Linked DNA regions of Homo sapiens: regions 2 and 3 are each linked to region 1. A link is a loop called in an ENCODE intact Hi-C map of the cell type or tissue named here. Cell type or tissue: OCI-LY7. All regions are shown on one strand. Region 1 overlaps AUTS2 (activator of transcription and developmental regulator AUTS2). Region 2 overlaps AUTS2 (activator of transcription and developmental regulator AUTS2). Region 3 overlaps AUTS2 (activator of transcription and developmental regulator AUTS2).

Evidence for each region. Hi-C counts contacts between places; a loop is a spot of excess contacts. Peaks named below come from ENCODE experiments on the same cell type or tissue, not always from the same donor. Only the 100,000 strongest peaks of a DNase experiment are listed, where the experiment ranks them.
Region 2: a loop joins it to region 1, with 2.8 times the contacts of the local background. A loop is called at or near these places in 1 of 110 quality-filtered maps.
Region 3: a loop joins it to region 1, with 5 times the contacts of the local background. A loop is called at or near these places in 1 of 110 quality-filtered maps.

Annotation. Positions count from the first base shown.
Region 1 is chr7:70,235,248-70,240,247 of GRCh38, forward strand. The region is part of intron 4 of AUTS2 (activator of transcription and developmental regulator AUTS2); the gene reads left to right. Among named protein-coding and RNA genes, the nearest start is that of AUTS2, 640 kb to the left of the region's middle. RefSeq lists enhancers at 1,998-3,382, 2,691-2,800, 2,821-2,990, 3,311-3,390. In OCI-LY7, no CTCF peak of the experiment used is centred here; a DNase peak (open chromatin) is centred at 3,074; H3K4me3 peaks cover 1,023 bases; H3K27ac peaks cover 1,893 bases.
Region 2 is chr7:70,454,400-70,459,399 of GRCh38, forward strand. All of the region lies in intron 5 of AUTS2 (activator of transcription and developmental regulator AUTS2), which reads left to right. Among named protein-coding and RNA genes, the nearest start is that of GALNT17, 680 kb to the right of the region's middle. In OCI-LY7, no CTCF peak of the experiment used is centred here; DNase peaks (open chromatin) are centred at 1,692, 2,532, 3,342 and 3,932; H3K4me3 peaks cover 2,449 bases; H3K27ac peaks cover 4,718 bases.
Region 3 is chr7:70,406,347-70,411,346 of GRCh38, forward strand. All of the region lies in intron 4 of AUTS2 (activator of transcription and developmental regulator AUTS2), which reads left to right. Among named protein-coding and RNA genes, the nearest start is that of GALNT17, 720 kb to the right of the region's middle. In OCI-LY7, CTCF peaks have their summits at 3,832 and 4,035; DNase peaks (open chromatin) are centred at 555, 2,445, 3,895, 4,215 and 2 weaker places; H3K4me3 peaks cover 3,557 bases; H3K27ac peaks cover 5,000 bases.

The sequences.
Region 1 (5,000 bases):
TTCAGCCTCCTGATTAGCTGGGACTGTAGTCACATGCTACCACCCATGGCTAATTAAAAAAAAAAAAATGTGTGGAGACAGGATCTGACTATATTGCCCAGGCTGGTCTTGAACTCCGGGCCTCAAGTGATCCTCCAGCCTTGTCCTTCCAAAGTGCTGAGATTACAAGTGTGAGCCACCCCACCCAACCTAAAGTTGTTTTAAGCTTATTGTGTGCATGTTGGTTGTGTCACCAGCCGGGAGGGGCTTATAGGCTGCAACACTGTTTTCTTTCCTATACTACCTTTATTATCACGTAATAACTAAAATACGTACTATCTGTTTTTAGGTGGATGCTCTGCTTCTCTTGATAGATATGAAAGCAGGATACCTATCTTCCACCCCTGTGTTTTTCTTTTTTCTTTTCTTTTCTTTTTTTTTTTGAGACAGAGTCTCACACTGTTGCCTGGGCTGGAGTGCAATGGTATGATTTCGGCTCACTCCAACCTCTGCCTCCCAGGTTCAAGTGATTCTCCTGCCTCAGCCCACCATGTAGCTGGGAGTACGGGCACCCACCACCATGCCGGGCTAATTTTTTGTGTTTTTAGTAGAGACGGGGGACGTGATTTCACTGTGTTGGCCAGGCTTGTCTCGAACTCCTGACCTCGTGGTCCGCCCACCTTGGGCTCCCATCTACTCAGATGTCCTGTCTTCACAGGGGCCCTCTTTGACCACCCTCTGTAAAACTGTACTCATATTATTCACTATTCTTTACCTTGACCCTGTATTTTCTTAGCACTTATCACTATTCGATATAACATTTTATATTCTTCACCACCAACCCAGACTAGAATGTCAGGTCCCTGAAAGTGAGGTATGTGCCATACTCACCACTTTCTCCCCAGTATCCAGAGTGGTGTGTGGTACATAGCGAAACTCAGTAAGTATTATTGAATGAATGAATGAACACAGATGACTAGAAAAATTTCTAGAAAATTTTAAAACATGGGCATATTAGCCATGAATTTAATTTATAGTTTTGTTGTTTTCTTTTGGGTATTCAAAAATATAATTTCATTTGTTTATATCTCTAATGAGATAGTACAGTATTTGTGATTCTTCTAGTGTGATGGCATGTACAGTTTCATTGGTGAGTATATGTGACCTACTGTGCCAGGTGGAAATGGAGTGAATGAACATTTTGGGGGGAACTAAAAAGCAATTTTCAACCTTTTTGATAAGCTAGGTTAATACTGTCTTCTCAATAAAAAGTACTTTTTCTTCCTCTTATAATGTTCATGGTCTTCATCTGTATGTGTATATTGCCGATTTAGGAACTAAAGCCGAAATGGATCTCAGACTATTTCCCACAGACTGGTAGCTGTATCCCCTCTGTCAGCAAGTATTTGATATCTTCAGTGAAAATTGTTTCTTTTTCCACTTTTAGCTTCTGTTTAGTTTTACAAGTCTAAACAATTTTTGGCAAGTGCTAGGGGCTCACCTGATGCACTTTTTAATGCATTCCACTCCTCGTTGTTATTTTCTCTGTCCAGTACACATGGTGCTCCTTCCCCCTCATTGCCATCCCACTTTGGCAGAAAGCATTATGGATGCTGTGTATGTAGACTCATCACCCAAGCCAGCATGCATGGGAGAGGGGGCCTCTAGAATAATAATTGTTACTTGGTGTTCTCTGTACTACTCTGTTTAATCTCCCTGCTTACCACTTACTGCCTTCGTAAAGTAAGCTCAATACAATTATTTATTGCAATTTGTGTAGAATGTCAGATGTGGAACAGACTTTGCACACTCATCAGATCCAGCCCCTTTGTTATTTAGATACAAAGACTGAGCCCTCAGAGAGGAGTCTTGCACTAGACTCTAGACCTCCCTTGGGCAGGGGACTTTCTTGTTCACTGTTGATTCCTGCTTGTCTAATACAGTGTCTCCATGTAATAGGTGCTCAATAAAAAATATTGCATTTTTCAAAGTCTCATATGTAAGTAGTGATGGCAGGGCCAGAACTTGAACCTTGCATCTCCTAGTTATTTGTTCATTGTCACTGCCACAATTATCTCATTGTAGTTTAAAGAGAGTCAGCTTCCAGTCTTTTAAAATACAATTACCTTTAATTCATCTGTGGTAAACAAACAGCAGCTGTCTCTCATTGGCATGGCCGCAGTTCCACCACTGAGCAATTCTAGAAACTGACACTATTAACCATTCTGCTAAAAAGGACTCTTCTACTCATATGATATCCTGGCTGTGTCCAAAGTGTAATATTTAATTGCATTTTCTTAATCTTTACCACTGTATTGCTAAGCTTTCTAATACCTTCAAAATACCAAATCTCAGGCTTATCCTAATTAAAGAATCTCAATTTAATCCATAATGCATGACAATTCAATTTGTTGATTGCTTTTTCTCCCCCTCTTTGTGAAATTCCCGTCAAATGTATTAATTCAACATGATGAATCCTGTATTCAACCCACTGGAGTGAATAATTAAAATTAGCTGATAAAACTTTCAGCAGAATTACTTTGTGAAATTGCTGAACAGATGTGTCATTTTAATGAAAATCCACAGACAAGCTCCTTCTCCCCCTCGGCAGGATAAAAATATTATCCCCTCGGCACATACTTAATTTGGTGGTAAATACACTCGGAGCGATTGCTGGAAGGGAAGAAAAAGCAACTTGTCACACTTAGTAACTTGATTTTTCCCCAGCATGCAGTAACAGCTATCTACAGTAATTCATAGTGCTCTATTGTTGCTGCAAGTCCCAAAGAGAACTTATTAAAATGCAATAATCTCCTATTTAAACAGAAACAATAACCATTAAATTTCCTGTGGATCCAAAATTGAGCACAAGCCCCATCTGGTAAGAGTGATTAGAGGCCTGATGAGGGAATTTAATTTGCAACATTCAAAGACTAAATCTGAGCAGATCTTGTCACCTGGGACTCGAGTGCTGCTTGCTGTCTTCTTAAAAATCTCGACCTAAACTGAAAATGGAATGTAGAAGTGAAAATGTTACCCAGGGGCCACCCCCAACAGTATTGTGTTTCATTATGTCTCCAGCAGGCCTAGTGAGCAGAGGGGATTTTAGTGCTGTCCGCTTTAGCTTTGCCGGCAAGGCCTTTTGACAGGACCAACACTAATGCTGTCATTTCCTCTACTGCCCTGTGCATCTGTCATGTGGCTGCCCCTCTTAGATCGTGGACTGCCTGCTCCCTCCCTTCTTATTTACTTTCCTCTTTTAGCTTAGCAAGTCCTCTCTCTAACTTTAAGAGTTCTCTAGATCTCACCAGTCTCCCTTTCCTGTCCAAGGAGTCAGATGCTTTCAGCAGGCTACTTTGAGCACCACTGTATCATGCTTTACATTTTATGTCTCCTCCTTGCCTATAGACAGTACCCCCTCTGAGTTTATTATTAGTGTTTTTTTTTTAACTGTAGGAGGACTAAGATTTATTGCATGTTATTAGTAAATACAAATTGTCATTTTCCTCCTCTTCTTAGCTTTTCTCTTACAATCCCCCACCTTATTTATATTACTTCTGAGCTCCAGAGAAACAAGATATGCGTGCACTCATCATCAGAGAGATGTGTTTCTGTGTATGTGTGTTTGTGTGTGTGTGTGTACATGCACTTGTTTGTGTGTGGTTATAGGCCTGATCAGACAGATGTCAGTTTATCAATTAGTAGAACTCCCTAATTAAGTATTTGCTTTGAGCAATAGAGCTCTTATTGGTTGTGAGGTAACTTGGCAGGAGGGAGGCAGTTACCGATGTAATAGAGATGCCTGAGCAGATAGTTTCGTTGAGCAGATACTATTTGATGTCCTTTAATCATCAGACTCCTCCACTTTTCCTTCTTCTGGGCTCCTGATTTATCCCTAAACAATCAGAGCCTCTCCTCCATAATTTTATGAACTACAAAATTTACAAAAATGTTTTACAAACCCTCTGCCTCCCCAGTATCTTCTCCAGCCCCCATGTCTTGGGGCAGGCCACATCAGGTCTCTCTGGCTGCTTCCTTTCCCAGGCCCTACTACCTACTCTGGCCCATCATATGTCTTTTGAGAAGATGATTTTTCAGTTCTTTTCTTTAGTTTAGAAAATCAGAATTAATTGATTAATTTTTAACCCCTTCTACCTTTCTCCTCCCCTACCATATGAATTCATGCAGAGCCAGCCCTGCAACCTAATTTTTTTTGTTTTGTTTTTGAGACAGAGTTTCCCTCTTTTTGCCCAGGCTGGAGTGCAATGGTGCGATCTTGGCTCACTGCAACCTCTACCTCCGGAGTTCAAGGGATTCTCCTGCCTAAGCCTCCTGAGTAGCTGAAATTACAGGCACCCACCACCATGCCTGGCTAATTTTGTATTTTTAGTAGAGACAGGGTTTCCCCATGTTGGCCAGGCTGGTCTTGAACTCCTGACCTCAGGTGATCTGCCCACCTGGGACTCCCAAAGTGTTGGGATTACAGGCGTGAGCCACCATACCCGGCCCCTGCAACCTAATTTTTAAGGAGAGGTGGTAAGGTTCATTCCATGAATCATACCACTTGGAATTCTTGAAAAATTAATTGCATTTATTGCACACCTACTCTCTGTAAGGCAATGTACATAAGAATGGAGGAGATACTAAGAAAATTGAGTCCCACTCCTATTGCCGATCGGGAAAGTACGGCATAAGCACATGAATATTTAGAGGTCCTGTGGTTTAAGTAACGGTAGGTAAGGAATCATTGGGCCAGATGGGATCAGTGACTCACTGAATATTATAATCAGAGATGTGAGTGCAGAATAAGGAGGAGATATGACTGGGGACTGGTGTAGTTCTTAGAGGTTGCCTGAGCTGGCTAGCGTGACATTCCTACTAAGCAATGAGCCTAGCAACCAGAATCTCCCAGCCCCGGTAGCCAAGGAGCACAGGTGGTAGGCTATAGAAGGAGATTTAATGCAACACAGCTGGGTTCAATATGGTGCCTCTTTCAGAGCCCTGGCTACAATTGATGTAAC
Region 2 (5,000 bases), 220 kb after region 1:
GGTGGCAGGCACCTGTAATCCCAGCTACTCTGGAGGCTCAGGCAGGAGAATCGCTTGAACCCAGGAGGCAGAGGTTGCAGTAAGCCGAGATCACGCCATTGCACTCCACCCTGGGTAACAAGAGTGAAACAAAAAACTCCATCTCAAAAACAAAAAATAAAAATTTATATATAAAATACCTAGAATGATGTGGCCCGTAATAGTAACTACTCGGGCCGGGCACGGTGACTCACACCTGTAATCCCAGCACTTTGCGACTGAGCGTTTCCCTGCTCAGTCACACTGATAAACCACCATCGCCTTTGAGTTTCTAACTCTGCCTATCTCTGGAATCCACTGAGGAGGAAAGTGGGCTTAAGGTTTGGTCTTGGATTCTGAAGGTGCAGACCTCATCACCACCTGCTGCTGTGCAAAGCACACTACTGGACCTCTCTAGAACCTCAGCAAGAATTCATACCTCCCAAGGCTGTGGCAAAGATGAAATGCAGGCCTCGGGAGTGCTTTGAGCTCTAGACCATTCCACGAGCTGCTGTTCCTGTTGTCACTGGACAGTAGGGCCCACTGCTGCTTCATAGCCTAAAGCCAGGTGGAGGGAGTCCAGTACCCTTGTTGATTCTTTGCTTCCCTTTCCCTTGTCAGCCACACCCACCACACAGACTTCCACATACCCATGTGTTGTTGTTGTTTGTTTGTTTATGTTCGTTTGCCAGTTCTGACTTAGGAGCAAGCCTTTGGTGCTGAAGTTGGTACTGTTCTCACTCCTGAATGTAATGCCCATAATGGATGGAGAATGTCAGGGGAATTGTGGGTAATAGTAAGATTACTGTCATATTCCCAAACCCTGGGGTGGGTGGGAAGAAGCCCCTAACCATGCAGCTTTATTTCCACTGTGCTTGTGGTGGGGCCTGGACCACCTTATTCCTGGTGGCCTTCATCTTGGGTGCTACAGGTGGCAATGGCAAGGACTGAAGTGGGGAGAGTGAAGATGCCCGCAGCATCTGTGCCTGGCCCTGGCTCATTCGTCTGATTGGATTGTTAGCAAGCCAAATATGACCTGGCCTGCAGGGTACAAGAAGACATGGAATACCTGGTAGGCAGCTAGATAGGAACGCGGGACTTCCCAGCAGCTGAGCGTGGAGAGGTGGTTCCCTACCTGGCTACACATCACAGTCACTCAGAGTGCTGTGCTCAGAGAGGCACTTTGGCAATACCCTGGACATTCCGATTCAGAAGTTTCTTAGGCAGGTGTGGTGGCTCATGCCTGTAGTTTCAGCTACTTCAAGAGGCCAAGGTGGGAGGATCACTTGAGGCCAGGAGTTCAAGGCTGCAGTGAGCTGTGATCATGCCACTGCACTTCAGCCTGGGTGACAGAGTGAGACTCTGTCGCTACAATTAAAAAAAAGAAGTTTCCAGGTGAGGTACAGGAATCTATATTTCTAAAAGCAACCCTGGGACTACTGATGCATAGCCTGCCTGGCAAATACACAGTTTTTAGGAGAAAACCATGAGCTTTGGGGTCAGGGAAACCTGTTTTTGGTAACAGCTGTGCTACTTACTAGCCATGTGAGCTTTGTCAGTCACCTACCGGCCTCTAAACTTCAGTATCCTCAGCTTTAAAGCTAGTGTGGTACTAATACCTGCCTCACAGGATTGCTGTGAGGATGTAATAAGATGTTTATGCACAGGTTATATGTATGCACATCATGGTGCTTTAAAAACCCTCAACTTCCCCCTAACCCAGCACGGAAGTTCAAGGGCAGACTGGCCCACTGGCTTTGGCTCTGGTGCCCCCAGCCACTTCCCACCAACTCCATCCATGTAAGATTTACATAGCCATGGCCAAATTGTTACTGCAATTAACAATCACACCTAAAAGCTTTTACTTTTACTTTTACTTTACTTAAAGGGAACTCTTAAAGAGTGTTTACTTCATATCATTAGCAAATCATTGTTAATTCTTGTGATACTCACCGTAATAACATCTATCCAAATGAACATGTTTGCTCTTAATGCGAGTGTCATGTGCAATTTGGGAGAAATTCTGTTGTCATTTAGCATTAATTAATGCCCACTTACTGTAAAGTGTTCAGAGACACCAATATCAGCGAGATTTCCAGACCACATAGACAGGACAGAAGAGCTGGGAAGGGGCCAGAAGCCACTAGCAGGGCTGCACTGTGACTGAAGGCAGTGGCCCTGGGCACACTTCTCTGCTGAGGGCAGGCAGGCCAGCCTTCTGGCTGGAGGATCTAGGTGTCCACCCATAGGTGTTCAGAGCACACAACTGGGCCATCCCAGCCTGGCTCCACTCACTGTGGCTGGAAGGGGTTCTGCCTCTCCATCCCCAGCCCTTCAATCCCACACAACCACCTCTGATGACCTCTCCTCCCAGCTGCAGCCACCTTGGATGTTGATTTTTAACCTGATTTCACCTGGCTGCACATGTCAGCTGGTGGGCCCTGGAGTGTGAAGTGTGACTTGCTTGGGCCCCTGCAGCCTTGCCTCCCTGCAGCGACTTCCTGCAGTTTGACTTTGGGGCAGCGGCTGCCGGAGAAGCCTGAAAGTTGAGCTCAGGAAGTCATCTTCATCTCCACCCCCAAGCAGGTGCTTGATCAGGACTGTTTATTAATGTGTTCTATTTTCTCAAATGCGTCCTCCAAAACAGAGTGTGTGTGAGATACTACTCCTGTGCCTGGGACAGTCAGTGTGACAGTGAACAGTGCTGCTCTAGGTGTGGGGACACAGCCTTACGTTCCCTTTCTTCCAGGCAGCTCAGTGTAGTGGAAACTACAATAACTGACCGGGGCTGTGCCCACCAGCTGTGTGAGGGGGCCTCAGTTTTCCCACCTGTAAACGGGGCTCACTTTACCCACCCCGTGGAATGGTTTAATTAGGTGTGATGAAGTCCTGCATGCCACAGGTGGTGCTTAGTAGCCATCGCCTTATTAAAAATGCCAGTGATCACCGAGGATCATGATTTCCCTCCCCTTGTGTCCACACCTCAGACACGTCCTCTCTCCTTCTGGAGGGGTAGGAACAGAGGAACAGTGCCTCTCACCTGAGGAGGGAACTTCTCTGAATCCACCAGGAAACCCAGTCACAAATCACACAGAAGCAGTGTTCATTTTTTCTGTCCACAACCAATATGACTAAAGTACGGTGGAAAGACAAGTATTTTTTGTCCTGGTGAGGAAAGGTGCCTTGATATGTACTTTTTTTCTGCCTTGTGGATGGACTGCATTGGACAGAGGTGGGGGTGGTGGAGGGAGTGGAATTTACCATGGTGGTACAAATGAGTCAGTCTGCTCAATAGGGATGTGTCCCATACAGAGCCGCAGATGCCTGGTTTAAAAGACTCAGGCTGCAGTTAACTATGCTAAACTCAAATTTTACTGAGTGGAATTTAGTCTTTCTCTGATGATTAAAAGGCCCTTCAGAATCTTCTGAGCCGTTTTGTTGAACAGTGCTTTTTTGTTACTTCCTGGGTGTAGGAAATGGTGGGGAACAGAGGGTTTTGCTGGAACACCCACTGGACTTGTGTGTCCTCCTCTCGGTTTCTAAGGGCCCCTCAGGCCACACGCCTCCCATTTCCAAGAGAGTGAGAGGGGCCTAGAAAAGGCTGAACACAAAGCCCCACAACCGCCAAATTCCCTTTCAAGGGTGTTACTTAGTAAACATGAGCCCTTGAGCCCACATTCTTCCAGACTGTGTCTGCCTCAGGCCACCCCTCCTTCTAGAAGGAGCAGTGGGGGCCCTGGCAGGAGGCTGCCGGCTCAGCCTGGAGTGGCCCACAGCAATGCTCCAATTCACAGTGAAATGATTTCCTCTGCCTCGTATAATTTAACCTGCCCACATTGCTAAACTTCTATATTACACATTTCTGTCAGGATGTCAGAAGAAATGATAAGCCTCCTTGAAACAGCAACCTCTATTACATGCTAAGAGCATTGCGCCTGGCTCCCCCCAGCTCTGGTCCTTCTGGTATGTTTCTGAGATTTTTAGCATGGTCTCTCAAGTATAAAGAATACCCTACTTCATGACCCCAGCCTCTTGTTAGCTGATAGATGAAATCTTTTCTAAAGCTGACTCTCTTGTCTATTATGTTTTCAAAATTCAAGGTTTTAGATTCTTGGATGGCTGCCAAGTGGCCGGGCTTTCTTAGTAGGTGAATTGCTCCTCTCTTTTTTTGATCCTTAAACAGGAAGTAGTTGTTTTTTAGGGTGGAGGGAAGCGGGAGGCATGTTCCACCTCCCTTCTCCCTTTGTTGATGTTTCCAGGCAATTGGTGGGGAATTTTTTCAGGAATTTCTCCTCGGGGACCATACTTTAGGAATAAACCCAAACACGGAAAAGCCATTTCCTTGTCTGGTGGGAGCTTGTGTTTTCTCGCTAGATTGTGTCACCCAGAATTTGTTGTGGAGCTTCTTGACAATTGTGCTGTGCACGTGACTGCAGCATGGACCACTGAGGGGGAATAGCACCAAGCTGCTCCATCCACACGGGAGACACTTGCGAGATCTCAGGGCCATGGACAGTGCAGCTGCCTGTCGCTCCCTGCAACTTACTCCCGACCCGGGCCTCCTCAGAGACAGCCACAATGCAGACAGTCCACACATAGGATGGCTCAGGACTCTCTTCATTATTAGCTGTGGTTGTGTGGTTTCCCCGGGAGAGAGAACTAAGACTGAGTTTCATTTAAACCTAAAAGTGAGGAAGAACAGATGCCATATTCCTACCCTTAGTTGTTAATTTGGATTACAAACACCCATGCTTTTCTTCAGGTCATTAGTCATGTGGCTTTTTTCTTCTTTGTCTCACTAGATTCTGTGGGAACAGATTTCTTTCTGCATAGCATTTAGTGGTGGGAAAATGATGTTTGCTGACCATCCTTGAAATTGAGGCACAATGTAGTTCTTGATTAGGAAGACTCTGGAATAAGCGCCCAGGAGAAATGGAAGGTGTTTGGTTTCCAAAAGTGGTACCTTCAACTCTTTTTGTAAG
Region 3 (5,000 bases), 170 kb after region 1:
GTGTGACAAATGGATTGTACCTGCTGCTGGAAAACACAGCCCTGTCCCACCCGCCTGCACACACAAGCCCTCTTCCCCATCTTGCAGAGCCCAACCTAGGGAGCAGGGAACAGAGAGCTGCCCCGCGGCACCATCTGTTTCTGCCAGCATCTATGTTGGGCCCCGCCGGTTACATCTGTTGAGAAGAACAGTGTACTTGATGAGTTGTTGGAAAGAAATGTTTAGTCTCCCCCATCATCTCTGTTAGCCATTACGAGGCTGCTGGGCTCACGTGGGTGTATCTATGTGTGCTTCCTCTCAGGCCTCATCTGTATCAATTGGAAATCAGTCACTGGGAGTTAGTTGCAGTCAGCAGGGACCCAAGGCATTTCCCAGTGACATCAATTCGTCTTCTCTTGCAGAAATTCAGGAAACAATTAAAATTCTGATGCGTTCCAGGGAGGATTTCAAATAAATCAGCCGATAGCTGATATCTTGTAACTCTTGGTAGCAAAGCAAAATTAACAACCCAGCCGCATCTGTGTACAGTATGCTAAAATAAAGAAATTAACCATGCATCACCTCCAATAGAGGAAGCAGCTGGCCTGTTCTCAACCTTCCCATAAGTACCCAAAACCTACTGATTTGTTAAGTTGTCATTCTCCTTATGGACATCAAGGACTTCCTGCATATGCCAAAAACTGAGCTGGCCAAATAATCGGTAAGTTGCGGAAAATCCAGGCACCGATTAAGCTCAGTTATAACTCCCATGTTATGCAGAGGAAAGCTGACATTTTGAGGCGGACCCAGTTGATAGCTGCTGAGGAGGTAATACAGGATGCAAGTAGGTTTGGCAGCAGGTTTAGCCAGAATTTTGTCAGAATTTGAAGATTTTGGAATCATAATCAGATAGCCAGTATTTTCTCTCTCCCCTCAAACCAAATGCATTGTGCAAGAACTTGTGTTAATTATCCCTGTTAATTACAGTGATACCACCTCAGCTTTTCCAGGCTCTTTTTTGCAGCTGTCTTTGTGGTGATTTCTTGTCTTACCACTTGCTGACCAATGGAACTCACCATTCTTGCTAGGTTCTCTTAAAAAGCAGCATAACAAGAACCGGTCGGGAGTATGTTCCCTTGAAAAATAAAAATCTCAGCATCACACCCAAGTAAAAGCCATGTGCCTTATTGAAGTTCTAAGTCTATAGTGTGTTTGTGTACATGCCCGTCACATAAAGTGATTGTTTATTAGTTTCAGTGGATTTTTTTCCTAGAAAGATGCATAAAATTTTAAAGTAAAAAGAATATAGTGAGCCAGGTGGGGTGGCCCACACCTGTAATCCCAGCACTTTGGGAGGCTAAGGTAGGAGGATTGCTTGAGCCCAGGAGTTCAAGACCGACCTGGGCAACAAAATGAGACCTCGTCTCTACAGAAAAGTCAAAAAATGGGCCGGGCGTGATGGCTCATGCCTGTAATCCTAGCACTTTGGGAGGCCAAGGCGGGCGGATCATGGGGTCAGGAGATCGAGACCATCCTGGCTAACACGGTGAAACCCCGTCTCTACTAAAAATACAAAAAATTAGCCAGGCGTGGTGGCAGGCGCCTGTAGTCCCAGCTACTCGGGAGGCTGAGATAGGAGAATGGCGTGAACCCGGGCGGCAGAGCTTGCAGTGGGCCGAGATCGCGCCACTGCACTCCAGCCTGGGCGACAGAGCGAGACTCCATCTCAAAAAAAAAAAAAAAAAAGTCAGAAAATGAGATGGGAGGATCGCTTGAGCCCAGGGTGTTGAGGCTACAGTGAATTGTAATCGCACCACTGCACTCCCACCTGGGTGACAGAGCGAGACCCTGTGGAAAAAAAAAAAAAAGAATACAGTGGCTGGAAAACAAAACATCACTTGAAAATTTTCCCACCTTTTAAATTCCCAGCACTGGGAAGGAAGGGGTCTGGTATGGTAGTGATCGTAGGGTCAGCTCAGGAAATGGTTCATAGGGTGAGCTCAGTGAGAATCACATTAGGATGAGAGGAAACTCTTAAGCAGAACCACAGTGGGGACATTCAAGAGTGGTGGAGAATGAATGCCATTCCTCTGCCTGTAAGAGGGCACATTATGAGAAAGGTCAAAGAAGTAAGGAATGGAGGAAGATAGGGAGGTCTAATCAGGGCAGAGAGAACAGGAAAGGGTCCACTTAACCCCTTAAAAACAGCAACTGTTGTCACCCATCTAGTGCTTACAGCACCTGGTGCATTCTGGGTGCTCAGCATACAATCCCTGATAATCATCACACTTTTGCCGACAAAGTACAGCCATAAATTACTTCCCCCACCACCTCCCCAGTCAGCAGGGAGCTGCTTGCTACAAATGAGTGAAAATATTCAGGTACTCTTACACCTAGAGATCATGGAGAGAAGTAGTTAGGAGCTGTGTACTATTGAGATAGGAAGCTCTTCCACACACCTTGCTGTGGGCTTCCTTTGCACGCTGCACTGGTTACATCAGACATGCTTTGTGCTCTGCAGCCTTCCTATTTAAACATTTGCCCTCAAAAACTTCACGACAAGCATATGAATTAGCAGTTTTTCCAACCTAAAGAGAATTATCTACTGTCTCTAGATGATTCTCAAAATATGCTGATAGCAATTTGAAGCATTATAAATCTATCCAGGTTGGTTCTGACCATGTTGTAGAAGTAATTTCAACTGGCACGTCACATGAAGGAACAGATTTGAAAACAGTGGTATGCATGCCCCTGAAGGTTTCATCTTGGCTAATGGTCTCACCACCTTATGGCACTACTTTGGATTGTGACAACGGTACCAAAGAAAATGTCTATAGTCTGGAAAAGATTTATCACTAAGTATGACTGTCTATCACTCTGGATGTACCCCCTTGTTATAAATCTCCAGCAAGACTGATCACTTGGTATACGTAAGCATGTAGGTACATGCATGTACAAGTCAGGAGTGTGCTGTGTACTTGTCTAGTATCACTTGGTGTATTAGTATATATATATATATGTGTGTGTGTGTATTTATGTATGTATAATAACTCATAGCAAATGTGTGGACATAGATGAGAATATAGGTTATTAGTTTGGAGAAAGACTTACCAGTTTGTGGACATTGTATATACAGAAATTCTCAAGATTTCTCACATGATGTGTGTGCATGTGGGCTTGTACATGTGTGTAGGTGTGCATTCCGACAGTGTCTTCCATGAGCGATGTAGGGTATTATTGACTTGAGGAAGCAATCACTGCTTACATGAGGAGGCGTGTCATCTTGACCAGCATTTAATGGGAGGGGAAAGCCTAACTCCGTAAAAACGCAACTGTTAAATCTTAACTGCCTTAGCCTTTCATTCTGAGCTGAGACGTTATACTAAAATTTCTAAAGCAGAGACATTGTTATTTTTCACGTATTATGCTAATAAAAATAGTGACTGGTGTGACTTAGTGATTGGAGAAAAGGGGCTTAGGACTGTAAATATTGGTAGACTTTCCTTTCGGTACACCTTTATAAGTTATCCATTTAATCTTAAAGGAAATTCAAATGCCAATTCAACTGGGAAATCAAACTCTGATGCAGGCAACTCAGGGACCTGTTCTCTGACCCACGCACTTGAACAGTGTTCACAGTGAGAACAGTTGAGTGCATTTAGAAGCTAGATCCACTTCAAGAAGTTAGCAGTAGGAAGCATTTCTTTTCCTGTTGGCTGGGATGTAGAGGGGTGTTAGAACTTTTTCCCTCTACTTTTGCAAGTATGTTTTAGGGAACTTTATAATTAGCTTTTGTGCATATTTTAATTATTTTTGCCCATCATCAGGTGGGATTAATTTTGACTGAGAGCAACAGTGTAGTGGTTGGTTTGTCTCATGTAAAAGGAAGGCTGGGCCTAGGCTGCAGCTCAGTGATGCTACTAGGAACTGAAGCACTTCCTATTACTGCTCTACCTCTTCCCCATGTAGAATGCAGTCATTACTTATGTTGCCTCACAGTCATAAGTTGAACTTCAGATTTCATATCTTAAATCTGGAAAGTACAAAAGGCTCTGTCTTAGGAGGGTTTGTCTTTTATTTATTTATTTATTTATTTATTTATTTATTTATTTATTTATTTCAAACAGAGTCTCTATCGCCCAGGCTGGAGTGCAGCAGTGCAATCACGGCTCACTGCACCCTTGATCTTCTGGGCTTGATTGAGCCTCCCACATCTGCCTCCAGAGTAGCTGAAACTATAGGCATGCACCACCACACCCGGCTAATTTTTGTATGCTTTGTAGAGACGGGTTTCGCCATGTCTCTCAGGCTGGTCTGAAACTCAGGCTCAAGTGATCCGCCCTCCTCAGCCTCCAAAAGTGCCAGGATTACAAGCGTGAGCCACTGCGCCTGGCTGGGTTTACCTTTTTATTCAGGTAAGGACAGTCTCTTCTGGGATTTGTAGCAATCATTGGCCAGAACTATATCAAATAGTCATCCCCTACATATGAAGGAACTAAGGAAATAAATTATTATTATTATTATTGTTATTATTATTATTATTATTATTATGTTTGAGATGGAGTTTCACTCTTGTCACCCAGGCTGGAGTGCAGTGGTGCGATCTTGGCTCACTGCAACCTCTGCCTCCCAGGTTCAAGTGATTTTCCTGCCTCAGCCTCCCAAGTAGCTGGGATTATAGGCACCCACCACCATGCCTGGCTAATTTTTTGTATTTTTAGTAGAAATGGGGTTTCACCATGTTGGGCAGGCTGGTCTCGAACTCCTGACCTCAGGTGATCCGCCCGCCTTGGCCTCCCAGAGTGCTGGGATTACAGGCACGAGCCACCGCACCCAGCCAGAAATCAATTATTTTTAATTAAACATATCACTGCCCTGAAAAAAAAATGGGATTCTCCTTAAAAAGGAAGAAGGGAGACGTGTACCTGTAAAAGAGCACTGCTGGATGATATATTCCCCTGGCCTCTGAAAATGCACAGTGGTCAGGCCAACCGGCTCATTTCTATTGCATGATATGCACA